Linked DNA regions of Mus musculus: region 1 is linked to region 2. Evidence: chromatin loops called from intact Hi-C (ENCODE). Cell type or tissue: left cerebral cortex. All regions are shown on one strand. Links, peaks and the distances in the headings refer to the core of each region. The heading gives the core; the rest is flanking DNA. Region 1 overlaps Gpr39 (G protein-coupled receptor 39). Region 2 overlaps Nckap5 (NCK-associated protein 5).

Evidence for each region. Peaks named below come from ENCODE experiments on the same cell type or tissue, not always from the same donor. Only the 100,000 strongest peaks of a DNase experiment are listed, where the experiment ranks them.
Region 1: it touches region 2 in a loop (8-fold over the local background); 15 of 42 quality-filtered maps call a loop at or near these places.

What each region holds. Positions count from the first base shown.
Region 1 is chr1:125,788,664-125,791,474 of GRCm38, forward strand. All of the region lies in intron 1 of Gpr39 (G protein-coupled receptor 39), which reads left to right. Among named protein-coding and RNA genes, the nearest start is that of Gm41943, 52 kb to the right of the region's middle. In left cerebral cortex, for the core only: a CTCF peak has its summit at 1,293 (motif pointing right); a DNase peak (open chromatin) is centred at 1,321.
Region 2 is chr1:126,430,397-126,433,207 of GRCm38, forward strand. All of the region lies in intron 4 of Nckap5 (NCK-associated protein 5), which reads right to left. Among named protein-coding and RNA genes, the nearest start is that of Gm35562, 390 kb to the left of the region's middle. In left cerebral cortex, for the core only: CTCF peaks have their summits at 1,448 (motif pointing left) and 2,083 (motif pointing left); a DNase peak (open chromatin) is centred at 1,434; H3K4me3 peaks cover 506 bases.

The DNA.
Region 1 (2,811 bases), core at 287-2,786, 640 kb before region 2:
AGCCATTAGGGCTGCACATCACATCAATCTGCGAATGAGGTTTCTGGGGAGACTTAGGTGTCTGGCTAGGAAGGGAAAGGGGCCTCCTCAAGTAAGAGTGAAATGTGGGATGCCTGCTCCTCTGCTGGCAAAAGCTTCAACCAGATACAATGCCAAGGTCTTCTTTCCCCCTTTTCTGTCCCTGGGATTTCCCTTTGTCTGACTTTAGAACAGTTGATATGGCAGAGATCTAAGAAATAACAGCCGAGGTGTCCTCTGTCTGAGATGACCTGGGGTTTGCTCATGTTCTATCTTCTTCTTCCCTGGTGTTTTGGATGTGGATAAGTGCCCACAGGATGTCTGGTAGGATTTTCAGGATCTCACATCCAGGAATAATGGATGTGACTATATGGATACTAATAGCAGTAGAGACCATCCATAAGGAAGACATAGATACTCCTGAGAGAGGAAGTGGGCTAGAGGGCTGGGGCAGAACCCGGCGTCAAAAGACCCCAGAGTCATGGCTCCTACAAGGTTATTCACAGAGCACCACCTTCTCCCAGGTTTGAAGACAGACAGACAGACTTCTGCACACATTCTGCTAATCTTGTGAAGCCTTGGTGGGAAGGGATCACCAGACTTCCTGCCAATGGCTTCTTTTATATGTTAATCTCGATTTATCCCTCCATACCTACTCTACTGACCTAACACACTGTACATTGTCATCAATTAGACTAGTTCCTTCCCTCCATTCTTTCTGAGGCATTACCATGTATAAGTGACTATCTAGTATCAGCTCCCTGTCTCCTGGCCAGCGTGCTAAGAACTCACTCCTGCTTTCTGGAGTGGGCGTTGGAGCTTGGACACACTGGGGTGGCTAGATTCTGTCTGCAGCAGACTGCGAGAAAGGGGCATTATCCACAAATGTCACACAGTGGTAGTGGGAAGGAAGGGCAGGCTGACATGCTGGCTGTCCCTAGTTCCTCCAAGAAAAGAAAGCATCCCGCCTGGGTTCATGCAAATTCAAGGGAGTATTTTGATAAAACAGTACTTGGAACAGCAAGATGATGCGTTTCGTATATTCCACTGTCTCTGGCCAGTCCACCAAGGGAGGGTCTCTGGGGTTATCCACGAGAAAGCTCTAAAATTGCATTATAAGGAATATTTGCCCATTAGCTTAGATGGAATTGTCTCCTAACAGGGTCCTGAGGGTGGAAGGCACTGTCAGGGGGAGGAGGAGAGAGAATTGAAAACTAATTGACAAGGCAAATGGCATTTTCTTGGAACCCATGCAAAAATGTGTCTAGCTGGGCTCCGTGTGTCCAGCAGGGGTCAGCAGTGCACAGACATTAATTCTTGTGGGCCCAGGAGCTTGGAGATGTCCCTGAGCTAGCCACAGGGAAGATGGCTGTGGAGCTTCATAGATTTCCCTGGCCTGGCAAACCAGGACATTGACGCCCAATCTCTGTCCTATGGCCACACTCTTTATTCTTCCCCATGTCCCGAGAAGTCAATAACTCTTTAGGTCAGCTGGGTTTTTATTCTGGCCACGTCCTTTTGTCTTTTGCCCACCTTGGGTGATTTAGTATCTCCACAGCCTGCCTGCAGATTAAAAGTAAAGTAGGATTAAGGAGTCAGCCTCATTAATATGATAGTTCAGCTAACAGATGCTTAAAATAGCATTGCAAGCCATCCCTCTTCCTGGGTTGAGATTGTATTAGAGCTACCGTGGGCACGACACCTGCAGATCATAGCAGGGAACTTGAGAGTTGATACTCCTTTAGAATGGAAAAGTCCCCGCAAATGTGAGAAAAACAATTCTCAATGACTTCTACTCAAATTAGGGATAGAAAAGACACCCAGTTTGTGTGTCCCTAATGCTGCTGAAGAATGGAGCTCGTCACGTATTTTCTCAGCAGTTTGTCATGTTTGTTTTAAATGAGGTTAATGATGGATAGCTCTGTCTGCTTTGCTGGGCTGAGATGCTTTTGCAGGCTGCATCCTCCTTCCTCTCCTTCCAGAAATTTCTTGTGTCTTTCATAAGGTTCCCTTCCCCCGGCTTCCTCTCCCCAAGGTTAATCTAATTCTGTTCTTTTAAAAAGAACCCCCTCTAAATAATGCCCTAGCTCTTCCTCCTGTTGAAACCCCTCAAGGATGCTCTAGTCTGGAAAAGACATGGCGTCTCCTCTTTAACTGGCTAGTTCCAATCAGCAGGCTGGTGTTCAAGTGTCATTTTCCCTGATATCATTTTTAGTTTAAATAACAGGCCACAAACAATTGCTAAAGGCCTTCTAGAACATTCCACTGGGGTCTGGCCATTAAGTAATATTTTGATTTAAAAAAACAAATGCAAGTTTGCACAGGAGGCAACCAAAGAAACAGTCAGCACTAATTGGTTATCAGAACAGCAAAAAGTCCATTTTCCCTGGCTTTTAGACCATATTCTCTGAGCTCAGAGGACTACCCTCGATGCTTAATGGTTAGACTTGGTGAGTAAATATGTATTAGGAAGCAAGTCATTTGGAGAGCTGTGGAGTAAACAGAATCTAAAAGCCACCGCCAATGGATGCCATTCTCCTTTCTGGTCACATCTGCCCGTACAGCAGCTCTCAACCTCGTCTCTGGGAGCTCACCTATCACTCTGCCTTGCTCATTCTCAGTTTCCTCAACTGCAAAATGGGGAAAGCAAGAGCTGCCACACCAGCCCGTCATGATGCTCAGGCCGATGTGCACAGCATTTAGCAGCCTGCAGCAAGTCCCCCAGGTACGCAGCCTTTGCCATTCTTATGGTTGTGACTGCTGCTATCAGTCTATGCAATCCTGATCCTGTGC
Region 2 (2,811 bases), core at 275-2,774:
CCATCTACTCCCAAGAAATAACTCTTTACTAAAATACTAGAGCACATGTGCTGAGTGTGTATGTGTGTGTGTGAGAGAGAGAGACAGACAGACAGACAGACAGACAGACCACAACACGTATGTGAAGGTCTGAGAACAACTCTCTGGAGTCAGTTCTCACCTCCCACATGTCAAGGCAGAGTCTCGGTTACTCCTGTCACTGCTCCGACTCCAGTGTAGCTGACTGGTGAGCTGCCTGGTGAGCTTCCACTTGAGTCTACCGACTCCCATCTCACCCACACAGTGCCTATCTCCCAGGGATGGTGACATGTGGCTGCTAGGGATGGAACAGAAGTCATCAGGCTTGTATGGGAAGTTCTTCTTCCCATGGAGACGTCTCGCTGGTCCACCGGACAGTGATTTTTATGTAAACTACAGACAAGACTCCACACAGAGTATTGGTGCATTGGGTAAAACTTCTGGAAGCATCTGTATTCTTTCTGAAACATTCTTCCTGTCTCTGTTAAGGTTCCTTTTTATAGTCTTTGGAAGCAGTCCCATGATGGAACAAACCTAGGCCTCAGAAATGCTAGGGTATCTGCCATGAACTCCAGGTGTGGCCTGACATCCTACCCTGTTTCTGCTTCTTGGCACTGAGATACTCATCTTTGCGGTTCACACGCGGATGCACTGTCCCAGGTATGCTACTAGAATAAACTGTCCCCAGTCCTCTAGGAGACATAACCATCTCTTCCGTGGGTAATTTGGATGACAATATTGCTCGGGCTCATAAATAAATCTGGGATGAATAGCTAAACGGCTTTTGACAGATTAACACATTACTAAGCAGAAGGGTATTTAGAATTTTAAGACTCTGAAAGCCATGTGTAATTATCCAAATGAATCAATGCTTTCCACTGGAGTTTTGGACACATGAGCAGGTACATGGAGAGATGAAGGGGGTACGTCGTGAGGCCCGCTGCTGTTAACAACACCTTCAAGTTTCGGCAGAAGGGAAGGAAACATGCTATTTTTCATACTGTGGCATCGCCCCATACAAGGAGGCAGTTGTTTTGCGGAATGATAAATAGAAGGCTATTACATGCTTAATTAAAGAACCAATCCTTTCAGCTCTGAAAAAAAAAAATATAATCCCCAACTGAGTAGATATGTGAGCGTTGGAGAGGAGGCACGGTGTTTTAGACTTGCTGTTCCTTGCTCTTGTTATTGTCAGAGAACATCATTAAAACAGATCTCTCCTTCCTGCCGCTGCATCCTCAGACTGCAGGCCCGTGGTGTTGGCTCCTAAGGCAGTCCCCACCCTCCAAAGAACAGCTGTCATGTTTTTTATGAGGTCTGATGGAAGGTGAGGTTGCACACACCCTGTCTGGAACCTGTTAAGGACATACAAAGCTCAGCTTGGATTACGGATGTTATTTTAATGAATGTGGTGCCCTCTTCTGGTGGAAAGCCTAAATCAACAATGAAATCTTGTGGGCAGAAGACCAAGCTCGGCATCTTGTGCTCTCAGCACAGAACTGTGGATCGTAGGCCAAGGGGAGACCCCAGTAAGTGATCAGGCAGCACTCAAACCATTCAAATCCCCATCAAAGCTACACGACAAAATGAGTAAATGAAAATGCTGAAACAAGGGAAAGAAAGGCAGAAATCTGGCACTGAAGTAGAGAGAAGAGAAGTAACGAGGGAATCCCCCAAGGGCTATCTTTAAAAGAGAAAATAGGGCTTAAAATAGCTGTTCATCTTTAAGTGACAAGCAAATGGCCTTTTGATCACTGGTGTTCTTAAGAAGAATTCTTTCTATTAAGCATGTCAATGCATGTACAGACTTAAAGGAATAAACATCGGTTGGAGAAAATAATTGAAGACATTCTTAATGGGAAGCTAAGTGCGCTGTGAGAGAAATGCCTTCTTTAGCATTGTGATTTTTCATGAGATCAAACCTACAATATTAAAAGGTCTTTGGGGCTGGACAGACAAATGGCTCAGTGGTTGAAGAGCACATACTGCTCTTGCAGAGCACCTGAGTTTGGTCCCCAACATGCAGATCAAGTGGCCCAAAATCTCTTCTCATTCCAGCTCAGCAAAATTCAACGCCCTCTTCTGACTTCTTTGGGTACAGCAATCGTGTGCACATAACACCTCCCTGCAGCGAAAACTATCTCTCTCTCTCTCTCTCTCTCTCTCTCTCTCAAAAATAATGTCTCCTCACATTTCTCCACATCCTTTTGAGGGTTGACACTTTGAAGGCACTTTTTAGATGAATACTTGAGCCCCAACTATATAATTATTTGTCATTAAACAAAATCTGTAGCCATCCTTAAGGATGGCGTCAAATATTTATACTTGAACAACAGCAAAACACGCACCAATGTATCAGGGATACACATGTATGCTACTTCTTGAGTCAATTCTATAGGTTAAAGGCCAGAGATATTTACAAAATGGTTAACCTTTTAACAACAAAACCGTTTAATCAACCAAAGAACCCTAGCATTCCAGACAGAGGAAACAGATTCTGTCTATTAACACTCCACTGATTGTTAAACTATGCCCACTCTTGCGTGCACCCAGTTTATTATGCATCACAAATTCTGTCACTTGCTAGAGGCTGTGGCCCAGATTGAACATGTATTTATGAAAATAAAGCCCAAGACGTCTATAGTATGCTGTCATGCAGGGCTTCCAGTTCAGGAGGCTGGAGGGATAGATCTCCAAGCCAGCCATAGCCAAAAACCATGAAGAGAGCCTGGGTTCTGACATGTAGTTTCTGATGACTATGTGGATTTCATAAGCTCTGGGTTTGTGAGTGGC